2 separate regions of the Homo sapiens genome follow, and region 2 is linked to region 1. The links are chromatin loops, found by intact Hi-C in ENCODE. Cell type or tissue: right lobe of liver. All regions are shown on one strand. Links, peaks and the distances in the headings refer to the core of each region. The heading gives the core; the rest is flanking DNA. Region 1 overlaps LOC105374218 (a long non-coding RNA gene). Region 2 overlaps LOC105374217 (a long non-coding RNA gene).

Evidence for each region. Hi-C counts contacts between places; a loop is a spot of excess contacts. Peaks named below come from ENCODE experiments on the same cell type or tissue, not always from the same donor. Only the 100,000 strongest peaks of a DNase experiment are listed, where the experiment ranks them.
Region 2: it touches region 1 in a loop (2.4-fold over the local background); 2 of 110 quality-filtered maps call a loop at or near these places.

What each region holds. Positions count from the first base shown.
Region 1 is chr3:171,903,552-171,906,465 of GRCh38, forward strand. The region is part of intron 1 of LOC105374218 (a long non-coding RNA gene); the gene reads left to right. Among named protein-coding and RNA genes, the nearest start is that of TMEM212-AS1, 4.3 kb to the left of the region's middle. In right lobe of liver, for the core only: no CTCF peak of the experiment used is centred there; no DNase peak of the experiment used is centred there.
Region 2 is chr3:171,958,536-171,961,449 of GRCh38, forward strand. LOC105374217 (a long non-coding RNA gene) reads left to right here. Exons shown (of 4, transcript XR_924718.4): 3 at 952-1,053. Among named protein-coding and RNA genes, the nearest start is that of TMEM212-AS1, 59 kb to the left of the region's middle. RefSeq lists an enhancer at 2,011-2,511. In right lobe of liver, for the core only: no CTCF peak of the experiment used is centred there; DNase peaks (open chromatin) are centred at 1,346 and 2,555; H3K27ac peaks cover 679 bases.

The DNA of each region.
Region 1 (2,914 bases), core at 296-2,795:
ACCTCTCTTCTAGCTACCTGAACGTATGCAATAAATTATTGTTAACTATAGTCACCCTACAGTGCAATAGAACACTAGAACTTAATCCTGTTGTCTACCTATAATTTTATGCCTATTAACCAACCTCTCCCTATCTCCCCTCCCAGCCACTAGTTTCCAGCCTCTAGTTACCACTATTCTACTTCTATGAGATCAAATTTTTGAACTTCTACAGATGAATGAGAACATGTGATATTTATGGTATTTATCTTTCTGTGCCTGGATTCTTTCACTTAGTGTCCTCCAGGCTCACCCATGTTGCCACATATGACAGGATTTCATTCTTTTCTATGGTTGAATAATATTCCATTATTGCATTAGTCCATTCTTGCATGCTATCAATACCTGAGACTGGGTAATTTATAAAGAAAAGAGGTTTAATTGGCTTGCAGTTCTGCAGGCTGTACAGGAAGCATGGCTGGAGAGGCCCCAGGAAAATTAACAAGCATGGTGGAAGGTGAAGAAGAAGCAGGCATGTCTTACATGGTTGGAGCAGAAGGAAAAGAGAGATGGGGGAGGTGCCATACACTTTTAAACAACCAAATCTCACAAGCACTCACTATCATGAAAGCAACATCGAGGGGGAAATCGGCCCCTGAACAAATCACCTCCCACCAGGCCCCACCTCCAACATTGGGGATTACAATTTGACATGAGATTTGAACAGGGACACAGACCCAAACTATATCAATTATATACATGATGGCCATTTCGGTTGTTTTCATAACTTGGTTATTGCAAATAGTGCTGTGCTACACATGGGAGTAAAGATATCTCTTAGACATACTGATTTCATTTTCTTTGGATATATCTGGTAGTGGGATTGTTAGATCATGTGGTAGTTCTGGTTTTAGTTTTTTGAGGAACTGCCACACTGTTTTCCATAATGGCTGTACTAATTTATCTCCTTTTTTTTTCTTTCTCTCTTTGGAATAAAGAGGTTCTTCTAGACTTCCACCTCTCTTGTAAGACCAGCAGAATCTCCCATAGTGTATCTTCTCTGGGACTGGTGGTTCTGCATTGGGAACATGCCTTGGAGCTCCTAGTCTGCAGCACCCACAATGCCCAAAGCAGGTATTGGCAGCTTTCTTAGCAGCAAAGGTTTTTGAAGCATGGAGAACAGAACCTTTCTACCTTATTTTTCACATTGATGAGTATTTTATAATTGCTTTACTTAGCAAGCCGGGGAAATATGTAAGTAGTCATCAGTTTTACAGATGTGAGAATTAAGGTTCAGAAAGGCTAAATGACTTGCTTTAAATAGTCACAAAATTGTGTCATTAGAGAGTTAAATGAGAACTCTCTTTTCTACTAAAACTACATACTTCTTGGGATAGAGATAAATGACACAGTAATGCAGGAAGTACACATGTTGACTTAATAAGGGGGCAGAGGTGAAGCCTAGAGAAAGAGGTGAAAGAAGTCTGGAAGAGCACAGAGCGATCCAACAGAAGTCAAAGGTCGTAGGAAAAAATAATTATGTGGCTCTAACAGCTTAAAAATGCCTATTGTATGTGTTCGTGGTGAGTGTAGTGGTTCTTGATTTGATCCACATGTTTGCCAAGTGGCTCAGCTTCATTCTTATAAGAGCAGGATGAAGGCTTCCCTCCTACCCTGGTGCTTGGTACTACCTCAGACTCCTAGACAACTACCTGCCCCCCACCCTAAACCATACTGGGACTACCAGGCTGGCTCCAGAGGAGTGCATAGGCTGGGCAGGCTGCACTTTCCTTCATTGTCTCACCCCTCAGTTCCTCAGAGCACCATTGACATGAGGCTGTTGGGTGTAACATCTATACTCAAGGTTTGATGTTGGTTAGAGAAAGTATCTCTGGAAAGATGCCTGTGGAGCTGGTATCAATGATTGCTTCTAGGGAGAACTCGTGGCTGGAGGAGGCGGGAAGTGAGCATGGCTTCCTTTCACAGTATATGCTTTGTGTAGCTTTTAAATTTTGTACTCAATGTGTTTATTATCCACTCAAAAATAAAAATGAAGACAAAAGCTTTGCTGCCACGCTGGAGTGCAGTGGCGTGATCTCAGCTCACTGCAAGCTACGCCTCCCAAGTTCATGCCATTCTCCTGCCTCAGCCTCCTGAATAGCTGGGACTACAGGCACCCGCCACCACTCCCAGCTAATTTTTTGTATTTTTAGTAGAGACGGGGTTTCACCATGTTAGCCAGGATGGTCTCGATCTCCTGACCTCATGATCCACCTGCCTCAGCCTCCCAAAGTGCTAGGATTACAGGTGTGAGCCACAGCGCCCGGCCTGGGCTGGCTTTTTTGGCTTGGAACGACTCCTCTAGTCCCTTCCTCTCCTAGTCAGGGTCATATTTCAATTCTTCACAATGAGAATCTTCATTCACTTAAACCCCAACTTCCTCACCACGACAATGGCATGCCTTGCCCTAGAATTCGTCTCAACAACCAGAACAATCCATAGGACACAATAACTAAAAGGAATCCAGTTCTCAAATCTGAGTAATTTTATCTAGAATAGCAATTATAGAATTTTCTATTCACTCTAGATTACAAGTGCATCCAGAGTGGCCTTTGGTGACCCAGTTCCCAAAATTTTCAAGGTCCCTCTGCCAGGGTCAAGTGGAGACATTGTGTCTGGAATTGGTGGGTTCTTGGTCTCACTGACTTCAAGAATGAAGCCACGGACCTTCGCGGTGAGTGTTACAGTTCTTAAAGATAGTGTGTCTGGAATTCGTTCCTTCTGATGTTCGGACATGTTCGGAGTTTCTTCCTTCTGTTGGGTTCGTGGTCTCACTGGCTTCAGGAGTGAAGCTGCAAACCTTCGCGGTGAGAGTTACAGCTCTTAAGGCGGCGCATCTGGAGTTGTTTGTTCCTCCCCTCCAGAATTGTTCATT
Region 2 (2,914 bases), core at 287-2,786, 55 kb after region 1:
TATAAGCAGAGCAAAGAAGAGGGCTGGCAGACCCTGCCTGGAACTCTTCCTTGATTTACACCATTTTCCAGTTATTTTCCGCCAAAACTGGAATAGATTGCACATGAGTAGAGAGTAATCTGTATGTTACGCACCAAAGTAGCTCTGCCCTTACCAGAGCCTGTGCAGAAAATGGGAATTCAGAGAGAAACGGATATAGCCCCTGCCTTCAAGGAGTTCAGAGACTTGTGGAAGATGTGGACATATGAGAAATTAAATTCACTCTATTTTTATTTATTTATTTGAGATGGAGTCTTGCTCTTGTCACCCAGCCTGGAGTGCAATGGTGCAATCTCAGCTCACTGCAGCCTCCGCCTCCTGGGTTCAAGCGATTCTCCTGCCTCAGCCTCCTGAGTAGCTGGGACTACAGATGCCCGCCATACGCCTGGCTAATTTTTGTATTTTTAGTAGAGACAGGGTTTCACCGTGTTAGCCGGGCTGGTCTCAAACTCCTAACCTCAAGTGATCTGCCCGCCTTAGCCTCGCAAAGTACTAGGAGGATTACAGGCATGAGCCACCGCACCTGGCCTAAACTCACTCTAATGGAATACACATCACAATGCAGATTTTAAACAAGCACAGGAGGGATTTAGGGATGGCTGGCAGCTGAATGTGTCTCAAGATTAGTTTACAAGGCACTTACAGTGGAGGGGTCAGTCCAGGAAGGGAGCCTGTGTTGTGTACCCCATGTAACGTGCTGGAAGCCCACAACAGTTTGTAACAGCTACACTGTCAGGTCCTTAGGACAAACGACTCATAAGTATCAAGAAATGAGAGAGATTAGGCTAGAGCCAGTTTCTTAAGAATCTTGTGTGCTAGACTAAGTAATTTAGGCTTTGTCTTATGGGTAATAAAGGCCCAAAGTTGGTTTTAAGGAAAGAGAGTGACAGGAATTGTATTTCTTTTTCATAGGAGATAGAGATTGCATCTGACTGGGACTAAGCAACCCTCGGAAGCACCAAACCTCACCTCCCTTCTCAACACCTGACTCCGGCCTAGGGCCTTCCCACTGAGGTAACTGATGTCAGATGACACCCCCAAAACCCAACCAGGCTCCAGATTACACCCTAGGGCTTCCCAGAAGAGCAGGGCTCCTGAGTGCGAGCTGGAAAACTAGTTTACCTGTGGGAAAATCCAGCTCCAGTACCACAGAGAAAAGCCCCTGACAAATTGCTGAGAGTCAGCAGGAGGGAGGACCTGACATTTCAGAAAACACTTTTCCTCTCTCTTTGTCCTTCCCGGTGTGTGTCGTTAATTGCGAGGCTGTCTCCATAGCAAAGTCCAAAAAGCACCTTGGCATGTGTGTGGGAGTGTTATCTGGCAGAGCTGTGTCAAGCCATAGGTACATTTTGAGTTTGATACCCAAGTAAACTTTCCGTGGTTCATGCCGCCCTCCCCAAAGGTTAAAAGTAATAAGACCGTCTTTGTGCCTTCGCGGTCTGACTTTTCACAGGCTATTATGAAGAGGGTTGGGTGGGGGTAGAATGTATCCATATAATTTGCATGTTAATGTTTGTTCTATAAATATCCACTGAGAAAGGAAAAAACCACACTTCAAAATATGCTTCAAGAGAACATTTCAGTTTTTATGATCCAAGTGCCAAGAAGTAAGAAAAAAAGAAATCAACTCATTTTTCATTAATTTATTACAAGTTTCAGATATCGATAGTTATATTCAGAGTTTCAGTTACAACATCATAATTACATGCTTTTAAAACTCTGAATACAATAAGGAAGTTCAAGAAGAGATTCCTTTAACAGTTTCTATTTCTTCCCTTCCTTCCCTCAACAAACACGTCTCAACCACTTGAGTTAGCTGCAGGCTCACCAGGCCCCAGACTGTGCAGGATTCTAGGGCTGCTCAACATGGAGCACCTCACCTGCAGGAGCCTAAATAAAGTTGGCAAGTGCCCATCAATCCTTTTCATAAGAAAAGCAAAGGGAGGCCGGGTGCAGTGGCTCACGCCTGTAATCCCATCACTTTAGGAGGCCGAGGCAGGCAGATCACGAGGTCAGGAGTTTGAGACCAGCCTGGTCAAAATGGCAAAACACCATCTCTACTAAAAATACAAAAATTAGCCGGGCATGGTGACGGGCGCCTGTAATCCCAGCTACTTGGGAGGCTGAGGCAGGAGAATCTCTTGAACCGGGGAGGCAGAGGTTGCAGTGAGCCGAGATCGTGCCGCTGCACTCCAGGCTGGCCGACAAGAGCAAGACTCTGTCTCAAAAAAAAAAGAAAGAAAGAAAAGAAAGAGAAAGGAAGGAAGGAAGGAAAGAAGAGAAAAGGGAACCATATTGCAGTGACCACATTCATCAGGAATATTCGGGGATCCGTGGATCAGGATATGAAGCTTTTCTCCTAAAGGGGACAACAGAAAATTCGTCTTGAGGAAAATAGTGTGGGGAGTAGGAGTTTGGCTTCTGTCCTCTAAAACTTGCCTGAGAGGGTGGACCTCATGGGCGTTTCCACAGGGTGGCTTATGGGGCTTTGCTGTTACCTGCTGAATCACCCTCCCACATCCTGGCCTGCCTGCCTGTTCCCCGCCGGGAGTGTCTGCCGGTGACCACACTTACTCAGGGAAAGATGAAGTCACCACCTGCATGAGTTTCAGGATGGCCAGAGAATGGCCCCTTCAGATAGACTGGAGCCACCCTGGGGAGGTAGGGAGGCTACCTTTTTCTGTGTACTTAACCTAACCATTTGGGAAAATCCTGAATATGACTTGGAAGTTCTTCACAGCTTTCTTCACAATTTCCATTCCCTTAATGTCTTGTGAAAAGAGAACTTCATGTTTCTCTCTATATTAAACGTGTGTGTGTGTGTGTGTGTGTGTGTGTGTGTGTGTGTGTGTGTTTGCGCACACTGGGGTAGGGG